Regions from separate parts of the Mus musculus genome. Here regions 1, 2, 3 and 5 are each linked to region 4. The links are chromatin loops, found by intact Hi-C in ENCODE. Cell type or tissue: heart. All regions are shown on one strand. Each heading gives the region's core, and the rest is flanking DNA. Links, peaks and the distances in the headings are about the cores only. Region 1 overlaps Aknad1 (AKNA domain containing 1). Region 2 overlaps Wdr47 (WD repeat domain 47). Region 3 overlaps Elapor1 (endosome-lysosome associated apoptosis and autophagy regulator 1). Region 4 overlaps Celsr2 (cadherin, EGF LAG seven-pass G-type receptor 2). Region 5 overlaps Aknad1 (AKNA domain containing 1).

Region 1 (5,820 bases), core at 270-5,269, 370 kb before region 4:
GATTAAACGTGTGCACCACCACACCCAGCCAGTACTCTCTTTGAAAGATGGCACCTAGGCTAGGGTTTGACAGTAGAACATTTGCCTGGCATACATAATGCCCTGGGTTCCATCTCACCACTACAGGGGAAAGGAAGGTGTTGGTCTGAACCCTCGAGTATGGGTTTGTGTCTAACAAAATGAAGCCACAATGATAGTCTAATACCCTTCCCCCTCCCTCATCCTTGCTTGTGAGGAAGCTGTCTGTCAGATATCAGTGACAAGCAGAATGGCCTGTTAGAGGCTCCATTGAGTCTCCCTATCAAAGACCATGTGAGCCAGATCCTCTGGTCTCTAGTGAAACCTTCAGGCAATCTCAGCCCTGACAGATATCCTTCTAGGGAACTCTGCACCTGAACCCTTCACTTGTTCCCAAATACCAGAGCCACAGAAATTGCCAGGTAATGCTGGTTACTATTTTGAGTCATTAGGTTCTGGGGTACATTGTTATCAAGTGGGAGGGGACACCAGGTCTTTGAACCAGTTAATTTCTCTGAGTTGTATTTCCTTACCCGTAAAATAAATATAATTCCCATCTTACAAAGGTATTGTAATAATGAAAAGATACTATGTCGATGCTCCTTGCCTTAACATTGAGGGCTCTAGGGGATGGAGAGCTAATTCAGAAGTTAAGAGCATTCGTTGTTCTCACGGAAGGGCGTTGGTTCCCAGATCCAAATGGGCGCTCAACACAGTCTGTTACTCCAGTTCCAGGGGATCCGATGCCCTCTCCTGGCTTCCACTACTGTGAGATATGCATGTGCTGTGCATATACACACAGTCAAACATACACTTAAAAACTAGTAAGTCAGGCATGCTGGTGCATGCTTTTATTCTCAGCACTTGGGAGGCAGAGGTAGACAGATCTCTGTGAGTTAGAGGCCAACCTGGTCTACATAGTGAATTCCAGGATAGTCAGAGCTATGTAGACCAGCTCAAATAAATACATCTTTTTAAAAAATGTGTTTTTTATCTTTTTATATGGTTTTTATCTACTATATATAAGAACATAAGTCATTTTATGTACCATAAAAAAAATTCTCCCAGAGGCACACATGGCTGCTAAAGCCCATAATAATACCACTTGGGAGGCAAAGGCAGGAGGCTCAGGAGTCCAAGGCTGACCTCATCTGCACAGAAAGTTTGAGGCCAGCCTGGGCCACATGAGGCCTTGTCTCAAAATTAAAAAAAAAAAAAAAAAAAAAAAAAAAAAGAAGCCTTCCCCAGTATGAAATCACCATAGAATATTTAGTCCCAGCTACAGATAGACAGACTCGGAAAGGTATCTTAGTATGTAACGTGTAAAACAGATCAGGATCCAGATCTTCCTCAGGCTAAATGATCAGTTCTGAGGATTTTTAAAGTTTAAATTGAGACATTACAAATACTTTATTGTTTCATTTAAAAATAACAAGGGCTGGGGATGTGGGTCAGTAGCGGAGCACCCACTTAGCATGTGTGAAGCCCCGAAGTCAAACCTCTGCACCATCAGTGACAGCAGCAAGAAGTGGACAGTGCCACCTGCCTGTCATCCTAACTGCCTACAGCATAGGTAACATGGCAAGACATCCCCTTTGAAAAAGAAATATAAGTAATGAGTTCATCTTAACACAGTCTTATATTTTCAGAAAAAAAAGTTCCAAAAATGAAACCCAAAGCTAATGAGAAGTGTCGTTATTTTATGCTTTGGTAACTATCACACACACACACACATACACACACACACACACACACAAGTATACACTCAGGTGTTCATGGAGGGCCAGAACAGGGCTTTCGATTTCGGTTGAGCCTCCCAAACTTGAGTTCTGGGAACTGAACCCTGGTCCTCTGCAAGGCCAATAAGCATTCCTCACTGCTGAGACATCTTTCCAGTCCTCCAAAGCTCTTATTTGAAAGTATACCATCCCCAGAGAGGTCAATTCAGAACCAAGTGGGATCTAACAAGATGCTGAGTGCCCGCAAGGCTCTGGACACAGGGAGCATGCGCATAAGCATGCTGTGTCATCTCTGGCTTGCACCTCCAGCTCAGCTATGAGGAACCGATGCTGGCAAGTGCAGGAGCTGCCTAAGCAGGCAGGCCTCTGGGTCACCTCTCTATCACCCGCAGCGGTTTGGCCAGGGTACGCTCCTCAGCTTTAAACTGTCTACAGAGAGAGGTTCTCATGAGTCTCACGTACTCACGCCCTCTTTGCCTGCTCCCACCCACAGCTCCCTCTGCCTCTGTGCGATGCATGGGGATGAGTCAGCTGCGCCTTCCACAAGCCTGGTAACTTACCCGGTGCAGTTATGAGTCCGGCTCAGAGCGCAAGTTGCCGGGCATAACTAGAAGCATGTACTGGTACTTTACTCTGCTTAACCACTCCTTAAACAACCCATTACTAGTTCTTCATGTTTTGAGAAAGGGAAACAAACATCATCCTAGTCAAATGTCATGCTATCGCAATGGCAGATGGCAAGCCGGGACTCACAGTGAGGGATCACTAACAACTATGTACACCCAACCCCTCCAACTTACCGAGAGCCGAGTCTTGGGGCAGTGTTTTTTCATGGATGCTACTGGAAAACTTCCCACAGTTAGTTCTTCTGTGGCCCCTTTTCTCCATTTTCTGTTTCCTTAAAAAAGAAAAAAAATAATGTCTCAAAAATTTAGCACTAGTGTGGGAAAAATGAAGACTTAAATTTCCCTGGTATTCTCCAGGCTGGTGAGGTAGTTCAGTGGATAAGGTTGCTTGCCACCAAGCCTGATGGCTTAGGTTTGATCCTCAGAGCCTACATCATGTAGGTAGACAACTGACATCTACAAGTTGACCTCTACCCTCCACATATAGGGCTTGGTACATGCACACACACACAAAAATAACAAGAATTATAATTATAATTGTTATAATTCTGTACTACAAATTCTTTTTTTCTTCATAATACCATATCACAATTTTGTGTGTGTGTGTGTGTGTGTGTGTGTGTGTGTGTGTGTTGTGGATTTTTGGTTGGTTGGTTGCTTTTATTATTTTCAGGCAAGATCTCACACTAATCCAAGCTGGTCTGTAACAGCAATTCTCCTGCCTCCAACCTTCGGTACTGGGACTTCAGGTCAAGCCATCTCAGAACAATTCTTGTTTAGGGAAGAAGGCACACTATACATTAGCACTGGTACACATCGCTCTAAGTACATGCTAAACAGAGTCCAGCAAAGTGGATTTTGTGGCTGGGAGCCTGGAGTTCACTTAATAGCATATAGCCACCAGGGGGCATCAGAAAGACACAACTACTATCAGGAGACTTCTCTGGCCTGTGTAGTTTCAGCCTCCGCACAGATTCTAACTCCTCCAAAAGAATTTTAATTAATTACAGCTCTTAACAACTCTCTTGCTCAGCCCCGGGATACACTAACAGTCCCTGGAGGAGAGTGCATGTTCTTGTGTGAAAGGCATGGAGTCTAGGACATCCTGAGACAGATGGGACAGGTTTGCCCATGGCTGGTTGAAGAACTTGGCAGCATTGCTGAGCAAACATATTTCCCTCCCTCCAGCTGTGCCTGAGACTGATGGTCATGGAGAGAGGACCCCATTTGGGGTTGGAAGCCAGGCTCTTTCCAGCCCTTTCCAGCCCTTCCCTACTCTTGGAAAAACATGTCCTCCTCCTGAGTCATATATTTCCTCACACCTCATTCTGTCTCCACCCTCTGCCTCCGAGGCCTGTGAACATCTGCTCTCTGAGTGGAAAGCTTGGATATGGTTCAAGTGAGTTCAGGCCAACGCATCGATTACATTTCTCTGCCACTCTTAGACTTCTCTCCTCACTCAGATCTGGCCAAACAGAAGAGCCAAGAGCAATTCTACAGGAGGCGGCCATTTTCCAGGGAGACAAAACCGGTAACGTTTACTCTCCAATCCCAAGGCCTGCATCAGAGACAGAGCTCGGGATGTGCATTGATATATCCCATCAGAGTGTTTGCATTTAGGCAAGGCACATCATAAAGACTACAACCTGCTGACGACAGTAAATGGGGACTTAGATGAAGACTGCACAGCGAATAATGCCTCGGGACTATTACGGAGGTTATGATTCCAGTTCCCAAGTCATATTGTACCCAGTAACTTCCCACAGCGAAGTCACGAAGTCTCGGGTGTGATTTTACTTTCCTCCCTCCCCCCTCCCCTGCCCCCCTTTTAAACACTCACTCTGGAACACTAGCCCCAGCAGAGGCTGATATATTTTTGTTTTTGGACTTAAACTAGGAATTTGGAAAAGAAACAATTGATATTTTACACTTAATCAATTTTTTTTTTTAATTTTTGAGTCAGAGTCTCATCCTGGAACTATGTAGACCAAGCTGGCCTCTAACTCATAGAGATCTCCCTGCCTCTCCTAGGATTAAAGGTGTGTCACCACGCCCAGCAATCAAAGTCTTTTATAAATGTCAAAATATTTCATTAGGCCTAATAAAAATCTTTTTTTAAAGATTCTCAAATCTGGATTGCTAGTTAATTCAATCCACTAAAAAAAAAAAAAAAAAAAAAAAAAAAAAAAAAAAACAATCCCAAGCCTGGGCTGCCCAGGTGAGTAAACTCAGTGGTACCCTGTGTTTAAGGGATCGATCAGAGCTGCAGTGGGACCAAAGGCTGGAAGCTCTCGCTAGTCCATGCCAGGCAATTCATAGGGCTTTGGAGCCCAACCCCACGCTCTCTCTTTCTCTAGGGACAGAAACTTAATAAAGCACTCATGACAGGTCACTCCCATGGGACAGGTCACTCCCACGGAGGCTGGCTCTCTTAACAGGAAGCTACAGTCCTCCAGACCTCACCATCTACTCCTATCAGAGGATGTACTTAAACAGTGGTTGCAAACAGTTCCTCCCTCCCTGACTCTTGACCTTTCCAGGTAAAGCAGCTGAGGTAAAGCACTAGGAAGTGGTGCCTCTCCTAACTGATAGGAGCTACAAACAAATGTCCCGCAACCACCTCGGAAGCCAGCTGTTGTTTCAAGGGGTGTTTCAAAGCGGTACTGACTTCTCTTTAGGGTTTTATAGCTTACAGCTTGTTAATGCCAGAGGATTTTTGATTTTTTCCTTATGAATTCAAAGATCTGTCTAGAGAAGAGGAATGGAGCTTGCTTTCGATGAGACCCAGTAGGAAAGACTCTGTGTGTGTGTGTGTGTGTGTGTGTGTGTGTGTGTGTGTGTGTGTGTGTGTGATGAAGGAGTATGTCAATGCACACACTGACCGACAGAGGCGACTGCTGTTTACCTTATTGCCTTGAGACAGGGTTCCCTGATGAACTGGAAGGCTGACCGGCCTCCTTCTGGGGTAGGGCTATAGCTCTGTGGCAGAACCCTTGCATAGCATGGATTTGTTTGATCCTTGCAACAAAAGAAAATCCCTACAACACCCCAAATCTGTTCATCCTGGGGTGAAGGGTGGAGGACTTGGAAAGTGAGCTCAGTGTGGGCTCTGCTTCCTGTCTGGAAGAGCTGCCTGGCAGTTGTCTCTGGTCCTGATGTGGCCAGGTCATCCAGGTCTGACCTCATCCTGAGCTGTGTGTGCTTTGTGGCCCAGGAGAATCTTAACAGTGCCGGAGGAAAGCAGGCCTTTACAAAGATGGTGGCATACCATCCCCACTGTGCTTCCTGATGCCCACTCCTTGGTGGGTGGGGCTTCTTGAGGATGGGTAGGAGGCCGTGGTGGGTTCATAATTCCAGTGAGAGTGGATGCTAGCTATGCCAAGCCATTGGTTAGCTACTGAGGCCTGCATCAAGGGACTGGGCTCCCTCACCATGAA
Region 2 (5,820 bases), core at 531-5,530, 240 kb before region 4:
AGTAAACATTTAAATGAAAACCATATAAAAGCTGAAAGGCTCGAGTAGTAAAAGGAAGAAAACAATTGGAGCTGAGACATGACAGGCAGGCTAGGGCCAGACCGCTAAGCACCTTGCACTCCATTCTAAGGGGTAGGATCAGCGAAGCACCTCTGCAAGTTTCTAAGCAAGAGAACTGAATGATACACGATTAATCTAAGCAAAAATGTGTACATAATTAAAATAGATTATTATAAAAGGAGAAAAAAGCAAATAATGAGGGAATCAGGGCTGAATGAAAAACTAAAGGATAAACAATATCGGAAGATAGCTACTTGACTGGGTCTTTAAAAAGTATAAATGGGTACTAGAAATCAAATAAAACAGCTCTCTGCAGACTAGTATCTAGTCATTTAACAACTCACTTAAATGCCTGACCTCAGTTGCATGAGAAAAAAAAAATTAGAATGAGCCATTGTAGTAAATAAATGATCAAAATAGGAAAAGCTGGTCCAAGCAGAGCACAGCAGGTGAAAGTGCTTGCTAGGAAGCCGGACGACCTGAGTAGATTCCTGAAACCCACATGGTGGAAGGAGAGAACTGACTCTCTCTAAACTTGTCCTTGACCTCCAGGAGATCATATACACCGGCACCCCCCACATACATACATACAAACACACACACAAAGTAAATATCATCCACTACGACTTTTTATTAGAAAAGCTGAGGACCAAGGGTATGACTTAGTGAGAAAGTGAAAGACCTGAGTTTAGATCCCTGGTGCCATGGGACTGCAAGGCCAGGCATGCACATGTGTGACCTTGAGCTGATGGTGGAGGCAGGCTCGCTGGCAGGCCAGTCAGGCAGGCATGGCAAGCTCCAGAGTCAATAAGAGATCTTCAAAAAATAACAGTCATAAGGTGGCGAGTAATAGATGAGTCACCTGATGCTAACTGACCTTTGGTCTCCACATGCATACACAGTGCAAGCGCATCTGCACACATGTGAGCACACAGACACTACATATATAAACATGCACAAAAGAATTAGGGAAAATGAGAAGAGCTAACACACAGGAAAACTATAAAAATTTGAGTTTAAATATAAAAATATTTATTGTGCCAAATTTCAGTTTATTTCTTTAAAAAGCTAATGATTAATTCAGTTGTCCCTTGGGCCAGGCACTTTACAGAAGGTGGTTTATCTATTCTGAAACATGAAGCAGATATGATCACTTAATATGTATTATAAGAGGCAAGCGATTAATAAGGATAAACATTTTAAACAGATATTAAGAGTTCTGTGACAGAACATAGTGGTGAGTTCAGAATTAGAGCAGTCAAAGGAGGCTTCTTCCGGTAACGAGGAGATGCTGAACTGAAGCCTAGAGATAAGGAAAAAGCCTGGGAAAGAGACGACAAAAGGACGAACACGCATGCGGCAGAAGCAGCATGAATCACGGAAAATCTTGGAAGGTTACAAAAAAGGAAAACAAACCAAACGTCCGAACTAAGACTAAGGGGGCATGATGCCAGGTCAGGCTGGAACCTGAAATTACCTCTCCCCTCTCCTACAGCTTCATGTTTTGAATACTTTTGGGAGGCTATGACATATTTAGGAGGTGGGGCCTGGCAAGCAGAAGTGGGTCACTAGCATCAGGTGTTGGAAGGTCATGAGAAATGAAGAAGGCCTCTACATATTTAAAAAGAGAACAATCCACCAAGAAGATGCACATTACATTTTCTTTCACCCAAATATCAACAGATTGTTTGTTTTAGGTTTGGATCAAGTCTTGATAGAATAATAGTGGGTGATTTCAGTACCCTACTCATTTCTAAACAAATCATCCAAATGAGAACCCAGCAATGAACATTAGAGATAAACTATCCCTTGCTGGGCAGTGGTGGTGCTCGCCTTTAATCCCAGCACTCAGGAAGCAGAGGCAGGTGGATTTCTGAGTTCAAGGCCAGCCTGGTCTACAAAGTGAGTTCCAGGTCAGCCAGGGCTACACAGAGAAACCCTGTCTTGAAAAACCAAACCAAACCAAAATAACAACAAAGACAACAACAACAAAAACTATCCCATACATACAGTAAATGGACTTAATAGGTATTTAAAGAATGTTCCATTCTACCAAAACGGCCCCCTGAACCCACACTAGATAAGCATACTTTTAAATAAAAGACATAGCTGGTTCATAAGAAGGAGCTGGCACATGAACATTCTTCAGGAAGTAGTGAGGTTTATAAGAAAGGGCTTCAGGCCATGACCTGGCCTTAGGTCAGAAAGCATTAGAAAGAAGAGGTAAAATATACTAAAAACAGTGCAGCAGAGCTTTAAAGGTAGCCCCGAACTTCAAACCTAGAGCGTGAATTTTGTTAAGAGAGTCAGAAGAGGCTGCAGAGATGGCTCAATGGTTAAGGGCACTCGATGCGCTTACAGAAAATGAGGGTTTGCTCCCCAGCACCCACAAGGTGGCTCCACAGCCTTCTGTAACTTCAGTTCCAGGGGATTGATTGTCTCCATAGACAATGCATGCACATGTGCACAGACATAAAGGCAGGCAAAACACCCATACATAAAGTAAGAATAAATCTTTAAAAAGTAATTTTAAAGATCTGGAGTCATAGGCCCAGTGAGATGGTCCAGACAGGTAATGAATAACACTTGATGTCAAGCTGATGTCAATTCTCATGACACAGACTGTAAAGACAGAGTGACTCCGTAAGTTACCCAGTGACCTGCAAGTGAACACATGCCCTCACATAAATAAAGAAGGTAATTAATTAAAAATGTTATATATGTAGACCTAGGCAGGGGATGGCTCAGCAGTTAAGGAGACTGCATCCAAGCCTGGACTCAGACCAATCCCCAGAGCCCGCAGGAAAGAATGGACTTCCACAGTTGTCCCACATGTACACACTCACATACATCACATATAATAAACAAATGAATATACAGTAAAATTGCCAATTTGGAACACAATAGTTAATCTAATATCAGTTTACAAATACAGTAATGTATCAAAGAATTCTAAAGGAATTGAAACTAAGCAATAAAATACAAAGTCGGTCTTCCCTTTAACACCCACCCCCAGCATCCTTTTCTTTTCTTTAAAGCAGTCTCTTGTATCCCAGGCTGACTGGGTCTATTCAGTACTACGAATTAAACTCAGAGCTTCATATAAAGTAGTCCAGCAATCTATCAGTAAGCTACACTCCCAGCCCTACTTCTCTTTTTTTACATGAAGATGGGGCTAGGGAAGCAGACACTAGAGTCATTTATAAAGTTCCTTTCTCATAGAACTTCATTCAAATCTATGGAAAACTTACCAGTTCCATGGAATGTTGTGCCAACCACACGAACACAGCTTGGTACACGAAGATCCCAGAATCTAACAGTCTTATCCTGGGAACCAGACGCAATCATCCACCCACTCCAGGTATAAAGTGCTAAAATGTGCCCTACAAAAGACCAGAACCACGAAGTCACTGATGTGGGAGAGGCCCTTCCACACGTGTGTAAAAGCAAGTTCTTCTCATCACCAGCTAACCAAATATGCCATATCACAGAGACTGTAGAGACTAGAAAGTAGATTTAAGGATTTTTAAAATTCATCAAAACCACTCTGAACAAATTCAGTCCTTCTTTGGTGACTCTATTAGAAGACTAAGTTGTTTCTGTATTTCAAGATATAGTAACTAGTAAAGACAAAAATCTGTCACTTAAAATAATGGCAACTTATCTGAGCTGTCCCTTACCAGCTTCACCCCCTGTGCCTCACTTTCTTCAAATACAAACAGGGATAAAGCTTCCTACATCACATAATGGCTGTGAAGCTAAAGTAAAGGAATCCCGTGATGACTAAACGGATCGTAGTGCTATTAATATTTCTCTGATAACCAACACTCACAATGCAAGTTTTTGAAATAAAAATCTGTCTCAGAAAGATCCATTACAAGGAGATCTCACTGATAAAACAGCACACAGCACAGACTGAGAAAAGGAAGACTGAGTATCACATACCAGTGTGTCCACTCAAAGCATGAAGACCCTGTCCTCTTTGACAGTCTGTTGTATAAATGTTACAATCTCCTGCTCCAGCACTTATTAAAATAGCTCCACCACTTTCTGGGCCTTCCATAAATGCCAAATCTCGAATTGTCCCATCATGCATGCTAAATTCCAGATCTGGTCCTGAAACAGCAATAAGAATTAAAAAAAAAAAAATGCTGCTCAACTTACTGTGTGAAGAGGATGCTAAACTGCCTAAGCTCTGGCCAAGGGTAACACAGCAGTGTTAGAGCAAAGCACAATGACACATCTGTAGGAAAACATCATAATGAAACCCATTATCTCATGTGCTAGGCTATGCACTAACATACTTAATTTAAAAAATAGTGCAATATGATTTATATTTATGGACTGACATAATCAATTCATTTACTGAACATAAAACTTCAAAACATTAAAATACTGATTATTAACTAATTATTACTGCCTTTAAAACAGAACTACAGAAAATTCATTGCTTCCCTGTCTTTTACTTCAAACAAAAAAGGAAAGATACACTGTAGAAAACACCCATTAATTCAATGATGGTAGTTATTTAAAAGGCTCTCTTAGTCTCTGTCTGTCTCTTTCATGTCTGTCTGTCTGCGCATGCACACTAGGCAAGTGATCTATCATTCAGCTACATCCCTAGTCCTTAAAAATTATTTTTTCCTTATGCTTTTCTAAAATTCATATACTACTTAACTAACCTGTAAGACTTATTTAAAAAAATAATGCCTGTTTGGATCAGAATAATCAGAACAAAAAGTAATTCTTCAAGACAGTGTTCTTGGATGTCATCAGTGAAGACAGAGAGACAGAGGGACAAGCGTACATGCACACTGGCGCGTGAGGCACTGCTGCACCGGGCCCTACCTGTTGCATTACATGTCTCTGCATTGAAGGGCAGCACTTTTACATATTTGTCATTTGATCCTGTTGCTAACAACTGTCCACACGGACTCCAAGCCACACAATAAATAGATCCTTTATGATGTTTGTTTCTTTTAAATCGCACCACTGGCTGCTTAGGATTGTCGTGTGCACTGGAAAGAAAAAGCACATAGAGATACTTCAGGCTCCTGCTTTTGAAAGTTAGTTAACATGAAATTAGAATAAAAGAAGGAGGAAAAGAATATCCAGCACCAAGGCTTTATTTGGGGAGAGGCTGGATTACTTGCTTCTTGAGATATATCCTACCAAGCCTTGAGATATATCCTACCAAGCCTTGAGATATATCCTACCAAGCCTTAAGATATATCCTCCCAAGCCTTGAAATATATCCTACCAAGCCTTGAGATATATCCTACCAAGCCTTGAGATATATCCTCCCAAGCCTTGAGATATATCCTACCAAGCCTTGAGATATATCCTACCAAGCCTTGAGATATATCCTACCAAGCCTTGAGATATATCCTACCAAGCCTAGCTCTGACTCAATAATCTTCCTGTCTCAGTCTCCAGAATGCTGATGTCAAATGTGGGTACCACATGCCTGACAGCAGATGATTAGATTTTCAAAATCATAAAAGAAAATATTATAAATCACATTTAAACCAAATCAGTAAAATTATAACTATTACATGAATCTATCATTTCAGATCACATAATAAATAGGACATACAGGTTTAAAAAAAAAAAACTCCATTTATCTTATTTTTTCATATATTTTCCAGGGGGGCGGGTGGGGAACTAGGAAAGTGAAATAAATACTTATTAACAAATAATAAACAGTGTGCCTGGGTTTAAGAAAAGGTAAGAGGTGGGTAAGAATTAAAAGGACAAGGC
Region 3 (5,820 bases), core at 405-5,404, 58 kb before region 4:
AGAAGGACCAAGATAGTGTTGCGTATTCCTAGGGCCATTACACACTGGGGCAGGGAGAGATGTGGAGTATCTGTCTCTCCCTTCCCTTCCCTGAAGGATGACCCTGTCTTTTTGTTTTGGCGAGGCCAGTACATTGCTGCCTGGACTAGCTCTCCCTGGTCTTCACTCTCTCTACATAAAGACCAAAGTTTGTGCCCCAGTTGAGGTTGATCTCAGCTACATAATGAATTCAATGCTGGCTTGGACTATAGGAGACACTATCTTAAAAACAAAACAAACAAACCAGAATACACACACACACACACACACACACACACACACACACACACATGCACGCACACACACACACACCTGCACTGGGCTGAGGAAATAGCTCAGTAGTGAGAGTGTTCACTCAGTGCATAAGCATGAAGACCTGAGTTTGCTCTCTAGCACCTACGTCACATGCTAAGCATGGTGTCACACTTGGAATCCCAGTGTTGGAGAGCTAGAGACAGGATCTGTGGAGCTCCGGGACAAGCCGACCTAGCCTAATCAGCATGCCCCAGGTCCCTCCCCCAAAACAAAGTGGACAGCTCCTGAGGAACCACACCCGAGCACAGGCATAGCACATATGTATGCCTGAACTCCATCTCGGCCATAATCCCACAACCAGGCAGCTGTATCAAAATGCCATTGTGAACTATGGCACGTCCGTGGGGCGAACAGGAGTCTCCTAGGGGTTCTAGAGCCCAGACATCTTAGGCTGAGCTCTCGTTTGACATCAGCAGAAGCAGGCAGGGATATTGAAGACTAAACTGTCAAGATGGCCATGGATGGCTCATTTATCCATTTCCAGCCCTTGGAAGGCCAGGGCAGGGTATTACTGTGAGTGTAAGGCCTGTCTGGGTTACAGAGTGAGACCTTCTCAGAAAGAAAGGGAGGAAAGAAAATAGGAAGGAAGAAGGGAGGAAAGGAGGAAGGCAGGAAGCAGGGAAAGAAGGGAGGGAGGGAGGAGGTGGGTGAGGGAACATCTGAGTTAAGGACAGGTTGGGGGAGGCATTTTGGGGAGAGAGAAGATGAATCAGGCATGAAGTGTCACAGGCATCCAATGTGACAACTTGGTCTCCTTTCTACTTTGCTAGCATGTGCTCTGATGGGACCTGTGATGGCTGTAACTTCCACTTCCTGTGGGAGAGTGTGGCCGCTTGTCCACTCTGCTCGGCCTCTGACTACCACACTTTTGTCAGCAGCTGTGTGGCTGGGATCCAGGTAGGCTGTCCTCTGCTTGGGAACGGCCAGGAGACAAGGGGTTATGAGTTCTGAGGTCCTTGTTTTTCTCCCCAACAGAAGACTACTTACATGTGGCGAGAACCAAAGCTGTGCTCTGGGGGCATTTCCCTGCCTGAGCAGAGAGTTACCATCTGCAAAACGATCGATTTCTGGTTAAAAGTGGGCATCTCGGCTGGCACCTGCACTGCCATCCTGCTTACTGTCCTGACCTGCTACTTTTGGAAGAAGAATCAAAAGTACGTGGTGGGGTGTTGGGGTCTGAGGGAGGTCGGAGTTGGAGCCTTGAGCCAGGCAGGGTATTACTGAGAGTTGGCTATGGACCCTGCGATTGACCAGAGACTTTTAAAGATACTTATCCACTGCAGGTCTTTGTTACTTTCGTTCTTGAGCAGGGATGGCTATCTAAAAATGGCTATAAGATTCTCTAAGGAAAAAATCAAACCAGGTGAGGTGGTGTGTACCTTTAATGTCAGTACTTAGGAGGCAGAGACAAAGTAGAGTTCAATGCCAGGTTGGTCTATATAATGAGACACTATCTCAAATTAAAAAAACAAAAACAAGGGCTGATGAGATGGCTCAGCAGGTAAGAGCACCCGACTGCTCTTCCAAAAGGTCCTGAGTTCAAATCCCAGCAGCCACATGGTGGCTCACAACCATCTGTAACAAGATCTGACTCCCTCTTCTGGTGTGTCTGAAGACAGCTACAGTGTACTTACATATAATAAATAAATAAATAAGAAAAAAAAACCCAAAAACAAAAGAAAACAGAAAGAAAAAGGAAGGAAGGAAGGAAGGAAGGAAGGAAGGAAGGAAGGAAGGAAGGAAGGAAGGGTCCCTGGGCCAAGGTTGTACTTGCCTAGCATAGAATTCAAAGTCCAAAAAAAAAAAAAAAAAAGAAGAATGTTCTTAATTTGTGGTTTTTATTAACAATGAAAAAGCAAGATGTGGTACATGCCTGTAATCCCAACACTTGGGAGGTAGAGGTGAGAGGACTCAGAGTTCAGTATCATCTCCCAGCTACATATCAGTTCCGAGACAGCCTGGGCTACATGAAACCCTGTCTCATAAAACCCAAAACCAACCAAACAAGGCATGACTTTATAATTTCAATATTTCTGTTAACCTTTGATATCGCAGAAACAAGCAGCCTTGAAGAAAAAAGATCACTAACCTGGGAAGCAAGATCCCTTCTGTTCACCTGCCCTCCACGCCCTTTCACAAGGCTTTGCCCTTCCTATGACAGACTCAATCTATTTGTAGCCCAACCTTTTCCCCTCGCTCCCACACTCTCATCTCCTGCCTCCTCCCCTCCCCTGTTTCACAGATTAGAATACAAATACTCCAAGTTGGTAATGAACGCTACTCTTAAAGACTGCGACCTGCCGGCAGCAGACAGCTGTGCCATCATGGAAGGAGAGGACGTGGAGGATGACTTCATCTTTACCAGCAAGAAGTCCCTCTTTGGGAAGATCAAATCCTTTACCTCCAAGGTAGAGAGGGATGAGAACTCAGCTTGGGGAGGTCAGGGGGTGGAGCGTGGACACTGGGATACTGAGTGGCCCTGCTCCGTACAAGACCTGTACTCTGATCCCCACTCCCAGAACTCTCCTGCCTCTCCTAAAAGTGTCTCCTTCCCTCTGCAGCTCTCAACAATAACTCTCTTCCCTGGAGCCTAGCCAGTTCTTGACCAGGCTCCTTCCTGCCAGTGTGTATTCTGGTGGGTGGGTTGTTAGGGTCTTTTAACTTCCAGATGGAGTATTGAACCATTTGTGTGTAATGGTTACACACACACACACACACACACACACACACACACACACACGAGAGAGAGAGAGAGAGAGAGAGAGAGAGAGAGAGAGAGAGAGAGAGAGAGAGAGAGAGGAGAGAGAATTTCCTTTTCTTTATTTTCCTTGAGTGAAGAGGAAGCCATCTCTAGGTTTGATTCCTGTTAGAAGCCAGGGCCTCAGAGCCTTTAGCCAGTGGAGGGTGCTATCCCCAAGGTGTGTGTGTGCCCCATCCTGAGTGGCTGAGTCATAGCCAAGCGTAAACTGTGGCTGCTATGTAATTCTGAACTGGGCGGGCTGGCTAGGTGGTGCGGGTGTGTAGGTGCGTATGAAGCTCATAAAGGCAATACAGACACCACTGTCTCTGGGCGTAGGGCCAGCAGAGGGCATCCGAACAGCTTCCTCGAGCCGAGCACACACCTGACTACCCTGGCGCACAAGGGAGTATTTCAAACAGGTGTGAATGAGGAGGGCACCAGCGGCTAGGAGGGGGCAGGAAGCCTGCTGAAGAAGAGTTGGCAGTCTGTCCAGTCCCTGGGTCTTGTTTCCTTTGTGCTGACTTGTCAGGGTGACTCCCTTGGCCAACGTGGGCCTTGATTTTTTTTTTTTTCTTTTTTCTCCCACCAGTGAGAGATAGTTAACCCTGGGGACCTCTTAGGGCTGTCTGGAACTTCTAGAACTCAGCAAGGATGCAAAGCAGCAATCATAAGGCTCTCACGCTCTGACTGAGTCTGCGGAGAGCAGGGAGGGGCAGAGGATTACTCGTTCCTGTGTCGTCGTCGTCCCGTCCCCCCACCCCCAAAGCCACCGGAAGCAGGAAGTCCAGAAGGGTTCCTCTGTCACCTATTTTTCCATTTCTCTTCTTTGTCCCCTTAATGTGTCCCCGTGCAGCAGGCAGCTCCTGTCACCATCTCTCTTTCAGAGGACTCCTGATGGATTTGACTCGGTGCCGCTGAAGACGTCTTCAGGAGGCCCAGACATGGACATGTGAGAGGTGCCCGTCCTGCCTCGCCTGCCTCCTCACCTGGGCACACTACCCTGCAGGCCTGTGGCAGTTTAGGTGCCAGCAACCCTGCGCTCCCCGCTGCTGGGAATCTCTTCATTGTGGCCTTATCAGAAGTTTGGATTTCAGACCCTTGTTTTTTATAGAGTACCCAAACCTGTCTCTACGCTTGCCTCAAGCCTACCAAATATACCCACACTTCGTGTACTGTTTCCTTGCTTACATCTTGTTTTCTAAACACAGTCCACCCATGGGAGACTCATCTACCCAGAATTCTTAGCGGTTTTCAGTAAAAGTAGTTTGTTTTTTGTTTTTTTTTAAATAAGTACGAAATTGGCTTCTAGCCTCCTGTGTGAGGGCGGGGGCAGCTGGGAGGTTTTCTGGTCAGATACAGGCTTTCAGCTCATGATGTCTTTAGAAGGGGGCTGTGGTCTGAGGGACAGTCCTCATGGCAGCCTCGACTTATTTCTCCTGGGTAATAAGTTGGAGCAGAGAGCAGTGGACAGTCTGAAGGCATGGTGGGTGAAGCCTGTGTAAGAAAACACACACACACACACACACACAAAACTCAAAAAAAGGCAAAGTGTCTGTGTGTGTGTGGGGGGGGGGGGGTGTTTGTTTTGTTTTATAACCAGGAACCTCATTTCCTTCTCTTTTAATGATAAATATTCTCATTAAAGGCAAAGGAAGTTATTTACCAAGAACTTGCCCAAAGTCCAATAGATCTATCCTCCACGACTGTTTTTGTCAAATATCCCTCCCATTTCCTTATGACACTAGAAAGAACCAGGTAAGTCTAGCTATACCTTCCATTGGCTTTGCTGGAAGGGAATAAACGCTTGCCAGTGAGAAACACCCCCATCTGTGAGGACCTCAGTCCTAGAGGCCTAGAGTATCATGGGATGGAGCATCTTATTTAGAAAGAACACAGGGGGCCAAAGGTTTGATGGGGCAGTATTAGACTCCAGCCCACTGTGGCATGGACCAGCTATGGTCATATCTGTTTCTGTCTTTAACTTGCTAGGCCAACAAAGTTAAAAACTTGCAGACTGACCAGAAAGGAGCTGAACGTCAGGCAGGTACAAACCAATCTTCAGGGAGAAAAAGTAGGGATGTCTTACAAGGCCTACACCCAACTGGGGCATTTGTCACTCCTAAGCCTCTGTCCTGGCTCTGGCCTATTCTCATTTCACTTGTGCATAAATATCTAAAAGACTCCTGGCCCTCATTCTGGCAACACCCCTCTGAAAAGTAGATTAGGTACCAACTCGCAAGTAGAGTGGGATTCCTCTTCCCATCTCCCTTTCACTCCAGCTATAATCAGTAGAAAACCTAGAATAGAATAATACAGAGAATAATTTCCAGTTAACTTTCCTCCCTACTACTGGGAATTGAACCTCTTTCATTCCATACCGGAATAGCCATCTCTTGGTCAAGCCTGAGTTGCCCATGGTCTTCACCTGTGCCTTTCCCCCAGTGACAGGTGGTTGGTATAAGACAGAGAGGCATTTCTGAGGTGTTTGTCAGCCACAAAATGGCTTGCCCATCTGACTAGCCATGGCTGCTCTCATGATGGCTTCTAAGAATCAGAAAGAAGTGAAGCTACGCCATGACTTTTGGCCATCAAAGGCATCAGTGATAGCTAGACAAACCTAGAAGCTTTTCTTTGGGAGTTCAAGTTGTCCCTCATTTTGTGGCTCTCAGCACTTTGATCATACGGGAATATTCTTGAGTGGCTATGTACACCCAGGCCATGAGCTC
Region 4 (5,820 bases), core at 394-5,393:
GGGCACCTCACGCTCAGTTGCCTTCTCCTCGGGGCCTCACCCTGCCTGTCTTTCCTCCCCAGGCGAGCACTGTGAAGCGAGTACCCACTCAGGCCGTTGTACTCCAGGTGTCTGCAAGAACGGGGGTACCTGTGTCAACCTGTTGGTGGGAGGTTTCAAATGTGACTGCCCCTCCGGGGACTTTGAGAAACCCTTCTGCCAGGTGACCACACGCAGCTTCCCTGCCCGCTCCTTCATCACCTTCCGTGGCCTGCGCCAGCGCTTCCACTTCACCCTGGCCCTCTCGTGAGTGTGACGAGGTCCTGGGGTTGCAGGGCACATGAGAGAGTGTGGGGTACCTCCTGGTCTATTAGATGGGGGTAGCAGATCAGTGAACGCACCGGGAGCAGTTGTTGACAGAACTACCTGTCTGCTTAGCCAGCAGGCTGCCCTCACCATCAGGGTCTGACCCTTGAGGATGAGGAGTCAGAACGCCAGGGTTCTCGTTTGGGCTCATTATCTGCGTTCTGACTCCATAGCCTTAGCCAAAGCGCCAGTTTTGCTATTGCTTAGATGTCTGGGGTACTGGTTCACAGGTGGGTACCCCATTCCTTGCCCCCATGACCAACCCCCCCTATACAGGTTTGCTACCAAGGAGCGTAACGGGCTACTGCTGTACAATGGGCGCTTCAATGAGAAGCACGACTTTGTGGCTCTCGAGGTGATCCAGGAACAGGTGCAGCTCACCTTCTCTGCAGGTGAGCCCAGAGTCTCATGTCCTTGCCCAGCTCCTAAGAGCTCATGCCTCCGACCCTCTGACCTCAAGCCACGCGCCTTCCCTCCCAGTCAAACCCGGACCCGGCCTCCATCCCTAGACATGCCCGCTGCTCTGCCACTCCCGACTCTCTTCCTGTGACCCAGCTAACCCTGTCCTTTCTCTAGGGGAATCGACCACCACCGTGTCTCCGTTTGTGCCGGGAGGGGTCAGTGATGGCCAGTGGCACACAGTGCAGCTGAAGTACTATAACAAGGTGGGTCTGGCTGAGGGACGGAGGAATTAGAGGGTCCAGGTCTTGATGCATGCGTTTTTCCAGCCCCGGTTGATATTGTGAGTGGTGAGGGAGGCTGCTCACAGCTCTTGTGCCTGGGAGGGGGATGGGGATGTGCTGTGCAGGGCACCTCCATCCCTCTGGGCGGTCCTCGTCTGTGGGTGTGTGTGCATGGAGAGGTGCAGCCCTATGCCGGGTTGTCTACTGCCTCCCTTCTCTGTCCACAGCCACTGTTGGGTCAGACAGGGCTTCCCCAAGGTCCATCTGAGCAGAAGGTAGCCGTGGTGTCCGTGGATGGCTGTGACACAGGGGTGGCTCTGCGCTTTGGAGCTATGCTGGGCAACTACTCCTGTGCTGCCCAGGGCACCCAAGGAGGCAGCAAGAAGTAAGCGGGGAAGGTGGGGGCAGGAGCGAGGGGGTGAGGGGGGCAGGAGCTAGGGAGAGGGTAGTACGGGCCGAAGGGAAGGGGCTCCAGAGCGGGAGCCAGTCAGATGCGCCCCTTCCTGACACTGGCAATGTTGGAGAGTTAGAGTCAGGTCTTGGCGGATGGTGAGGGAAGGGTATGGGCTGAGAGCACATTTGTATATACTGCAGTGCCTCTACTTCCTGGGCATTGTTCTAAAAGGGCTCCTCAGCCTTGGTCCAAGTGCTCCCTTTCTTGGGCCTAGTGACAGGGTACGGGGTAAGAGAAAAACCATAAACTTAAACCCCTGTGTCTTCACGCTTTCGTCCCCCAGGTCTCTGGACCTGACAGGGCCCTTGTTGCTGGGTGGGGTGCCGGATCTGCCCGAGAGCTTCCCCGTCCGAATGCGGCACTTTGTGGGCTGCATGAAGGACCTCCAGGTGGATAGCCGGCACATCGACATGGCCGACTTCATTGCCAACAATGGCACTGTGCCTGGTATGAGGACCCGGGGTAGGGGCAAGGCTGGGAGCCAACTGCCAAGAGGCTCGGCTGTGCGTGACCTGACCAGCCTGTGTGGTCTTCCAGTCTCTGCTGTTGGTCCCTGAGTCCCTTTCTCTTCCTTCCAGGCTGCCCCACCAAGAAGATCGTGTGCGACAGCAGCATTTGCCACAACGGTGGCACCTGTGTGAACCAGTGGAATGCGTTCAGCTGCGAGTGTCCACTAGGCTTCGGGGGCAAGAGCTGCGCCCAGGGTAGGAGTGGCACCTGCCACAGGTTGGGGCCTGGGTGCTGTCAGTTTGTCTGGGATCACAGGCAGGGCTTGGGGCAGGCTCTGGGCAGGGTTCTGCAAGCTGGGCTGTGGGTGGAAAAGCGTGTCTGGGCAGAGTGAGAAGCTAGGCAGGAGACAAAGGGCCTAGTCAGAGACAGGCAGGCCCTGGGCACAATGTAGGGCCGGCCCGGGACAGGTAAATGCTCTGGAGGGCGGGGCACTGAGAGGATTGGGTGTGAGGGGAGGCAAGGGTCCAGCTCTCATAGAGCTGCCCCGCTTCCGACTCCACTGCTCTGCCCTTGAGTCACTTTTCATCTGCCTTCCCAGAAATGGCCAACCCCCAGCGTTTCCTGGGCAGCAGCCTTGTGGCCTGGCATGGCCTCTCTCTGCCCATCTCTCAGCCCTGGCACCTCAGCCTCATGTTCCGCACACGCCAGGCAGATGGCGTCCTGCTGCAGGCCGTCACCAGGGGGCGCAGCACCATCACCCTGCAGGTGATGCAGGGCACGTGGGAGTGTGGCAAGCCCCGGCTTGGCTAGCGTTGTAGGAGCCTTCAGGGGGTTGGACCCAGGTGGCTGGGCAGGGTTTGGCAGAAGCGAAGAGCTGGCTGGGCCCATTCCGTGGGTCAGTGCTGCCACCTACTGGGTTTAAGGGAAATAAGCAGCCTCCTCTGCCCTCAACCAGGCAGAATGGAAGAACCCATTGATTGAGGTGGTCTGCTGATTTTTCCCCCTCTTGTACAGCTTCGGGCAGGCCACGTAGTGCTAAGTGTGGAGGGCACAGGGCTCCAGGCGTCATCTCTGCGTCTTGAGCCAGGCCGAGCCAATGATGGTGACTGGCATCATGCACAGCTGGCACTGGGAGCCAGCGGGGGCCCTGGCCATGCCATTCTGTCCTTTGACTATGGGCAACAGAAGGCAGAGGGTAATCTGGGCCCTCGGCTGCATGGACTGCACCTGAGCAATATTACAGTCGGGGGAGTTCCTGGGCCAGCCAGCGGAGTGGCCCGTGGCTTCCGGGGCTGTTTGCAGGTGAGTCTCCTCCCCTGACCTCCCATTCCTACCTGGAGCCCTGTTCCACTGAAGGCTAATGCTGCTCTTATCCCTCCAGGGTGTCAGGGTAAGCGAGACACCTGAGGGTATCAGCAGTCTAGATCCCAGCCGCGGGGAGAGCATCAATGTGGAGCCAGGCTGTAGCTGGCCAGATCCCTGTGACTCGAATCCATGCCCTACCAACAGCTACTGCAGCAATGACTGGGACAGCTATTCTTGTAGCTGTGTTCTAGGTATGCTGAGGATGCGGGGAGGGAGAGGGACGGGGGACGGGGCCAGTGCCACGGGTCACACTCCATCTCTAATATGTGGCCAGTCACTTCTTCTCTGAGCCGTCATCTCCTACAGGGTTATGGCTGCCTGGTGCAATGCTTAGAGTGGAAGTAGATAAGAGGAGATGGACAGAAGAGAATGCCAGTAGAGGGTTGGCCCTGAAACTTTTTGGTCCTTCTTGTCCAGGTTACTATGGTGACAACTGTACAAATGTGTGTGACCTGAACCCATGCGAGCACCAGTCCGTGTGTACCCGAAAACCCAATACACCCCACGGCTACATCTGCGAGTGTTTACCAAATTACCTTGGGCCATATTGTGAGACCAGGTAGGTGGGTCAGGGCTTATCTCTGCTGTCACTCTGAGCCCTGAGAGTCTAGCTGAGCTGCAGCCGAGGCTGAAAGGACCACCTGTGGTTGAACCAAGTGGGAGGAGATGTAGTGGCAGAGGGGGCTCAAGCCTGTCTGGGTGTCTTTCTGCAGGATTGACCAACCTTGCCCCCGTGGCTGGTGGGGACACCCCACATGTGGTCCATGCAACTGTGATGTCAGCAAAGGCTTTGACCCAGATTGCAACAAGACAAGTGGGGAGTGCCACTGCAAGGTGAGAGTCCCGAGTGAGCCCCCACTGTGGCACCCTGCCCTGTAGCTTCTGGCCTGCCCCCGCCGGGGAAAGAAGAGGAGTAGAGGATCCGGGCCTTCCTCCGGAGAGCGGAGCACCCCGTGCCTTTGCCATATTAGGCATGGCAAGAGGTCGTTTGCCCTTATATCCAGATGCAGGGGGATCCAGGACCAGTATTGAGGCAGGGATCTCTGGACTAGCCCTACAGGCTGGCTGGCTGCAGCCTATTCTGAATGCTTGGTTTCTCATTGATGAGTTCAACTCCAGGTCATGGGTAGCTCTTGAGAATGTTAAGTCACATTCCCATGAGGACCCAGGGCAGGGGAGACTGTCTCTAGGGAGGCCGCAGCTTGAAGCCTCCACCAGCATCCAGGATGACATCTTGATCCAGTGACCTCCCCCCACATCTTCCCTCCTAGGAGAATCACTACCGGCCCCCCGGCAGCCCCACTTGTCTCTTGTGTGACTGTTACCCCACTGGTTCTTTGTCCCGAGTCTGTGACCCCGAGGACGGCCAGTGTCCGTGCAAGCCTGGAGTCATTGGGCGTCAGTGTGACCGCTGTGACAACCCTTTTGCTGAGGTCACCACCAATGGCTGTGAAGGTAGGACTCTTGGGGCAGGTAGGCTCCCTCCTCACCGTATGCTAAGAGCTTACATTGCAGAGGCTAGAAATGAGGCTGGTTGTGGGTCGGTCGGGGACGTGGAAGGAAGGTTTTGGGGCCTGGACGGAACTGCTTATAGGTGACCATGTGCTCTTCTCCATAGTGAATTACGACAGCTGCCCACGGGCCATAGAGGCTGGGATCTGGTGGCCCCGCACGCGGTTCGGGCTACCTGCTGCTGCCCCCTGCCCCAAAGGCTCCTTTGGTAGGTCTTAGAGGACTACAATAAGATAGTGAACCCTTGACCTTTACTGTCAGAGGAGTAAAGACAGCAAGCCCCCAGCGTGTAGCTCCTGGGGCCCCACTTTCTGATTTCTAGCTCCCAGAGAGTCAATGTCTCACCTTCCTTCACTCAGTTACCCTTCAGCCTAGGCTGACCAAATGTGCCTGTATCCAACCCAAAAAGAACTGTTGAAAGCCCTGCGTGTTCTGGGAATGGAGTTGGGAACTAAACTCAAAGGCGGTTTGCATGAGGCTCCTCCTGTCTTCAGCTAACTCTACCTAGTACTGGAGTTATACCACATTAAAGGGAGGCAGTCCCGAGGAGTGTGGAGTGCCGGGTCCTATCCCAAGAGATCCCAATTAGTGATGTACAGGATTCATGGCTAAGGAGTAGCCGAATGCAAGGCAGGAGCTGGAGGGACAGGCGTAGTGATATCTTGGGGGCGTGGTGGCGGAGGTTACAGACCTCTGTTCCATTGTACTGATTTTGCTCAGATGTTTTGGCTCTGGGCTTCTGAACACCCATATTCTTACTTTCTTTTGGGCTGCTTGTACTTGTCCGGCTCGTGGGGTACTCCGGGCTTCCTGTCTCCCTAAGTCCCGCCTTCTTGGCTTCTTCCCTCCAGGGACTGCTGTGCGCCACTGTGATGAGCACAGGGGTTGGCTCCCCCCAAACCTCTTCAACTGCACGTCAGTCACCTTCTCAGAGCTAAAGGGCTTCGTAAGTTGATCCCTCGTCTTCTCTTGTTCACACCCTTGTCTTTGGAAGTAGAGCTCCTGACTCCT
Region 5 (5,820 bases), core at 514-5,513, 360 kb before region 4:
TAAACCACATCCCGAGTCTTCTCCAGTTGTTAACAATCTTGAATCAGGTGCTCATGAAGCTGCCCTGGCTGCTCCAAAACTCACACTGCAAACTGGGCAGACCTTGGATTTGAGACCCATCTGCTTCGGCCCCCGGAGTAGCCGGCATGCACCACAGGCCTGGCAACAGGAAGTTTCCAGGTGATACTCTCAGGACCACAGCAGCCCGATGGCCATTTGACCAGTTCAACCCTGGGCAGCTACAGCCACACTTGGCCTATTTTGGTAAATAACTGGGCTTGTTTGTTTATTTGTTTGTTTGTTTTTCAATAAAAGAGAAGAAAGGACAGTGTATGTTAACAATTCTGAATTTCCTTCTCCAGCTGGGGGAAGTCCCATGGAATTTAAATCCATGCTCCTCACCCTGTGGAAGGAGCCACCTATGAGACACCATTGTGTGAGCGCCCTGCAGCTACTCGACCTTTGTCATTCTTTGCTGTGTGGGACTCTTGCCCTCTGCCTCTGGGCTGTGTGGCCAGATGGAGGCGATTCCCCACCCTGACCCCAGCCTATGTTAGGCTTGACACCAAGTGGTGGGAGGCATTGGGAGAGGACTCACATCTTCAGGGCCAGTTCACTGAGCTCCTTGGAGGTGGCCTCCTGTGGCCCTCCCCTCGGCAGCCCTGTCACCTCACTTCCTCGGGAGCCCCAGGGCCCTGGAAGACTGCCAGCATGTTCCTTGTTCATCTGCGGAAACATACAGAAGGACCCATTAGGCCACGGAAAATGACTCAACGAAGTCAATCTAAACACTCCAAGGTGCTTTTACTCCCTGTCCCTTGCCTAGACGCCTCACCTAGCTGGGGTCTCACTCACCTCAGGACTTAGTTTAAATGCCCTGGCCACCATTTGTCCCTTAGGATGCTGGCCTCCCACGCTTAGTTTTGGTCACATCCCATTACTAAATAGGCATGGCAAGCTAACACCCAAGAGCTGTGCTTTCTCGGGTCCCTGCCCTGTTTTAAGTACCTTTCCTACATTAACTCATTTAAATGTGCTAATAACCTTGCTGGGCAGGCATGATTATCCCCATTTTCCAGAGGAAGAAACTGAGGCTTAGAAAGGTTGCGTAACCGTCCCAAGATCACAAAGCAGATAAACGATGGGACGAATATCTGAACTGAGGTGGTTTGGCTTCAGAGTCATGCAGAAGTATTTATTATTACCCTTGAAGCCCTTTATCATTCTGATCCCATTTGCCAAGTATAACTCTTCCTCACAGAGGCATACACATCTTCATGACAGGTGATTTTCCGTACTATCCTACATCTGTTGAAAAGCACCTAACATTTATCAATAATTGCTATAAGAATGGATAAATCAATTACTTCACGTATAGTGTCATCCGTAGACTCGCTCTTAGGGCTACACATTGGACTTGTGGGTATCATCACTTCATAACAGTTGCTGAGAAGCTACCAAAGTTGCAAAGGCAAATCCAGGCTTGTTAGGCAATGGCTGGGCCTACTCAGGCTCCCTCCCACTGCCCTAAAGCTAACTGAGCGCAGGCCCAGTGGGACATCATGCTGAAAACCTGAAGCCAAGTTCAAGTTCAGGCCCAGTAGGGTACCATGCCCACAGAGTGGGCATCTTAGACAGCACTGAGATATGAGCTTCTGATATGCAGAACCCACTTCATGTCTGGTATTCAGGATACAAGCCAGACTCCGGCTAAGATTCTACAAAAGATGGAACAAGGACTCCTGCTTGGTACTGGGGGCACAGCACAGAGAAGGCCACCCTTTGAAGCTGGGCTTTGAATAAGAGAGACTTTGCCAGGAAGCAGGTCCCTGAAGGAAGCAGGCATACTTTGATGCAGGATTTATGTTTACATGATATCTTGGCTCTAGCCCATAAAAGCCTCACTCAGATGTTGAATCTCTGCTTCAGGCTGGGTCTTCAATATTGTAGGAAACTAAAGAGTCAACTGAAGGCAATTATTTGCATGACTCAGTTTCTCAGAATGTTAATTGAATCTGAATCGTGCTGACAATCGAGGCTAGAAAAACAAAGGCTCAGTTGGGTGTGGCAGCTCATGTCTGCAATCCCTGCACTCTGCAAGTGTGAGGATAGCCTTGCCTTTGTGGTAAGTTCTAGGATAGCCTGGACTACACAGTAAGACCCTGTCATTAAAATAAATAAATAAACACAAGGGAGGATGCTCAGCTTATAAAGGGCATGCGGTATAAAATCTAAAAACCAAAAAGCATAGAAATCTACTGGTGGTTGATTCTCAAGCTTGCATGTACAGAAAATGCAAAGAACTGGGAGGCAGAGTACAGAACTGGACTCAGGAAAGCATCCGTTTACTGAGCTTGCCGTTTTGTATTTAAAAGAGGGAGTATAGGAGTTGGAGAAATGGCTCAGTGCTAAGAGCACTAACGAGCTGCTCTCACAGAGGAACTGAGTTTGGTTTGATTCCCAGCATCCACATAACATGGCTCATCTTAACTCCAGCTCCAAGGAGATGCTAACACCTCTGGCCTCCCAGGGTACCTGCACCCAGGTATGCATGTGTACTTCACATATCCACATAATTAAAACTAACTTTTTAAAGAGGGAGAATAAGGTTAGAGAGAGAGAGAGAGCAGCTTTCCCACAAGGGATCCACGAGAGTTTTGTCACTTATCCTGCGAAGCCAGCTCTTCGGTGGTTTGTCATTTTGAACTGCAGCATTGGATCCTAAGCTAATAAAGTGTTCCAAAACTTAACACTTGAAATAGCTTCCAATCATGAAAAGCTGGCTCCATTTTAAACAATATGACTCATGAGGCTTTGGCAAGCCAAGAAGGATTAAAACAGAATCGGGCATGTCCATGACTTGAGAGTCTACATGTGCGCAAACAGCCTTTCTCCCAGTGCCATGTTAGGCTGCGGGCTGCTATATTACCTCATCTGAGGCTGAAGAGGATGGGCATGCTCCAACTTTCAGGATGACTGCCGAGCCTCTGGGAAGAGGGGGTGTCTAGTGCACTGCATGCATCTGCTTTCCCTTTAATGTCTTGAAGCAGCAACTTGAAAATGTCACCTTCCACCTCTCGGAGTAGACATAAACAAGCAGTTGTCTTCTGGCCTGTATAGTCAGCCTTCCAAGCAGGGACAACAAACAGCTCATCGATAGGACCCGGGCCATGCTGTTGATGGCAGGAAGGAAACAGCACATCTGCCCTGAGTAGCAGCCTGTTTAGAGTTGCATCCCAGTGCTCCAGACGCTAATCCTCAGTTGCTGCTTCCAGCATCCTTGCTCTACCCTGGCATGATAAACCTAGTGCTTCTCTAGCTGATGATGTCAAGGTCCCTCATGTTTGCTTCACCATCACCATCATCATCACCATCACCATCCTCTATGTGTGTGTTTCTGTGACTGTGTGCAAGTGTGCCACTGCACTTGTGCAGAGGTCAAAAGACAACTTGTGGGGGCTGATTCCTTCTATCTGCAGGTTCCAGGATATAAACTTAGGTCATTAGGCTAGTTGAGCCATCTGGCTAGCTGCTAAGGAAGATATTCGTTCCTCCTGAGTCCAACACTAAGTCTTTCTGCTGAGTTGTTGAAAGGGACCCCAGTTTTGCATTGAAGATCAAACCTCAGTGAGCCACATCCCCAGCCCCAACTCTTACCATTCTAAAAGCTGGGATTCTGAGGAAATAATTGTTATGTAAACTTTATAGGAGGGTAAATAAAAAAATCTACAAATAATCTAGTTAATGAGTCTTTTTATTAACATCTGTACATATTTATATAAGTTTATATGTTATCCAACACTCATCTAAATAACTTTGGATTAAATAGGAAATAGACAATGGGAGTCAGAGCTGACAAGATGGTAAAAGTACCAACAGGTAAAAGTACTTGCCATGCAAGCCTAACGACTTGAGTCACCACGTGAAAAGCTAGATGCATGTGGGGTGCACAGCTGTAATCCCAAAACACCTGCATCAAGATGGGAGCATCATCCACAACCTTCAGACCAAGTAGCCTGGCACAGACACAGCCTCACCCAAGGAGGAGGAGCTAGCCAACACCCAAAAGTTGTCCTCTGCCCTCCACGTGCATGCCATGACACTCATGTATGCACATTCACACATAGTCACAGGGCCACACACACACACACACACACACACACGCGCGCGCACATAAATAATTTTTTAAAAATGGAGCTGGGCAGTGATAGCACATGCCTTTAATCCTAGCATTTAGGATTAGATTTCTGAGTTCGAGGGCAGCCTGGTCTACAGGGTAAGTTCCAGGACAGCCAGGGCTACACAGAGAAACCCTGTCTCAAGAAAAAAAAAAGGAAAACAGAGAAAAGAGACCATAACTTCAAAGACAGTTGAACTTGAGAGCTAGAGACAGTTCAGGGGTAGAGTGCTTGCCTACGTAATTAGTCACTTTTCTGGGGCTGGGATAACATACCCTGACCAAGGAAACTTACAGAAGGAATGGTTTTCTTGGGCTTACAGTTTCTTGGGGATAGAGTCTGTCATGGCTGCAAGCAGCAAACGTTGCAGCCAGAGCATCAACAACAACAAAAAGGGAACCTGGGATAACACAAGTCTTAAAATTCTCAAAGCCTGCCCCCCCCCCCCGTGACACCCTTCCTCCAGCAAGGCCACACCTCCTAAATCTCCCCAAACAGAGAAACGGAGGCACGATCTGGGGACCAAGTGCTCCAATACATGAACCTGTGGAAGACAGTCTCCTTCCAGCCACCACGCTTAGCCTACAGACGGCCCTGGATGCAAGCCCCAGCAGGAACAATATTGAGCAGAGAGCAGCCCCCAGGTAATGTAAAGTCGGGGGCTCAAGGATGTGCCTGGACAATAGATCGTAACTGAAGGGGAAAAGGACATGGAGATATAGGAAATACATTCAGGGGGAAGTTTATGTTTCTACGCAACGGAAGACAAGATTGTATTCTGTAAATACCAGGGAAAGGGATTTATGCAGGTAGACGCATGTCTTGACTCCAGATTCTTCTGTTAATATGTAAAAAATGCAAACACATCATATTTATTCTGATGAGCAAGACACATCAGATCCAAAAATTACTTTTTGCATATTAATTTGTGTGTATGTATGTGTGTTATGTGTGTTGCTAGAGCTTTGTGAATGCTAGGTTACTAGGCACACTGTTGCTGAGATACATGCTGGTTTTCATTTCCTTACCTGAAATGGAGCCTCATGTAGCCCAGGCTGGCCTGGAATTCACAGAATAGCAGAGGATGACCTTTTGTCTCCGTCTCCCCAAATGCAGGATGATAGGTGTGTGCAACTGTATCTGATTTTGATTTTGAGATAGGATCTTATGTAGCCCAGCCTGACCTTGAACTCACTATGTAGCTAAAGCTGGCTTTGAACTCCAGATCCCCTTGTCTCCCTCTCTTGAGTGCTGAGGTTGCAGGTGTGCAATACCGCATCTGGCTTCAAAGGTAATACGGTTTCAATGAAGGCGCATCTGCTGAAGAAGCAAGTGATTACAAAACAAATTTGCCAATTTCTGTCCCTGCAAGTTAGCCATTGGGTGGATCCTCATGAAGATTCTGTGCTCTGCAAGACCCTGAAGTGTCACAGGATGACACTCCTTGCCCTGTTAGCTCACGTGAGACTGGGAGCTCGTCTTGAGCTCTCAGCCCTTGTTTGTCCTGATGTGGCTTCAAATAAGGGTGGGGAAAGACTCAGTCCCTCCCTTAGCCCAGAGAGAGAGCTTCTCCCGTATATGGGATATAATTGCAGTTTAAACGCTTTTGATTTATATTCATACCAGACACAGTGTGGTTGTA

What was found. Peaks named below come from ENCODE experiments on the same cell type or tissue, not always from the same donor. Only the 100,000 strongest peaks of a DNase experiment are listed, where the experiment ranks them.
Region 1: it touches region 4 in a loop (4-fold over the local background); 8 of 42 quality-filtered maps call a loop at or near these places.
Region 2: a loop joins it to region 4, with 2.0 times the contacts of the local background. A loop is called at or near these places in 6 of 42 quality-filtered maps.
Region 3: it touches region 4 in a loop (2.2-fold over the local background); 9 of 42 quality-filtered maps call a loop at or near these places.
Region 5: a loop joins it to region 4, with 2.8 times the contacts of the local background. A loop is called at or near these places in 7 of 42 quality-filtered maps.

The regions. Positions count from the first base shown.
Region 1 is chr3:108,768,745-108,774,564 of GRCm38, reverse strand. It overlaps Aknad1 (AKNA domain containing 1), which reads right to left. Exons shown (of 12, transcript NM_177859.3): 7 at 2,558-2,655. Among named protein-coding and RNA genes, the nearest start is that of Aknad1, 32 kb to the right of the region's middle. In heart, for the core only: CTCF peaks have their summits at 1,549 and 3,276 (motif pointing right); DNase peaks (open chromatin) are centred at 2,184 and 3,464.
Region 2 is chr3:108,636,249-108,642,068 of GRCm38, reverse strand. It overlaps Wdr47 (WD repeat domain 47), which reads right to left. Exons shown (of 15, transcript NM_181400.3): 11 at 4,909-5,078; 12 at 4,006-4,176; 13 at 3,312-3,443. Among named protein-coding and RNA genes, the nearest start is that of Clcc1, 15 kb to the left of the region's middle. In heart, for the core only: a CTCF peak has its summit at 2,449 (motif pointing right); no DNase peak of the experiment used is centred there.
Region 3 is chr3:108,456,627-108,462,446 of GRCm38, reverse strand. It overlaps Elapor1 (endosome-lysosome associated apoptosis and autophagy regulator 1), which reads left to right. Exons shown (of 22, transcript NM_001346518.1): 19 at 1,125-1,251; 20 at 1,330-1,508; 21 at 2,597-2,762; 22 at 3,979-5,820. The coding sequence ends at 4,047. Among named protein-coding and RNA genes, the nearest start is that of Sars, 14 kb to the right of the region's middle. In heart, for the core only: a CTCF peak has its summit at 3,423 (motif pointing right); no DNase peak of the experiment used is centred there; H3K4me3 peaks cover 816 bases; H3K27ac peaks cover 873 bases.
Region 4 is chr3:108,398,814-108,404,633 of GRCm38, reverse strand. It overlaps Celsr2 (cadherin, EGF LAG seven-pass G-type receptor 2), which reads left to right. Exons shown (of 34, transcript NM_017392.4): 3 at 63-285; 4 at 622-737; 5 at 922-1,010; 6 at 1,256-1,413; 7 at 1,766-1,929; 8 at 2,061-2,186; 9 at 2,531-2,697; 10 at 2,947-3,234; 11 at 3,314-3,488; 12 at 3,715-3,856; 13 at 4,011-4,131; 14 at 4,569-4,752; 15 at 4,916-5,017; 16 at 5,661-5,755. Among named protein-coding and RNA genes, the nearest start is that of Celsr2, 14 kb to the left of the region's middle. In heart, for the core only: a CTCF peak has its summit at 2,725; a DNase peak (open chromatin) is centred at 2,733; H3K4me3 peaks cover 569 bases; H3K27ac peaks cover 573 bases; H3K27me3 peaks cover 1,539 bases.
Region 5 is chr3:108,760,016-108,765,835 of GRCm38, reverse strand. It overlaps Aknad1 (AKNA domain containing 1), which reads right to left. Exons shown (of 12, transcript NM_177859.3): 6 at 599-726. Among named protein-coding and RNA genes, the nearest start is that of Aknad1, 23 kb to the right of the region's middle. In heart, for the core only: no CTCF peak of the experiment used is centred there; a DNase peak (open chromatin) is centred at 2,915; H3K27me3 peaks cover 358 bases.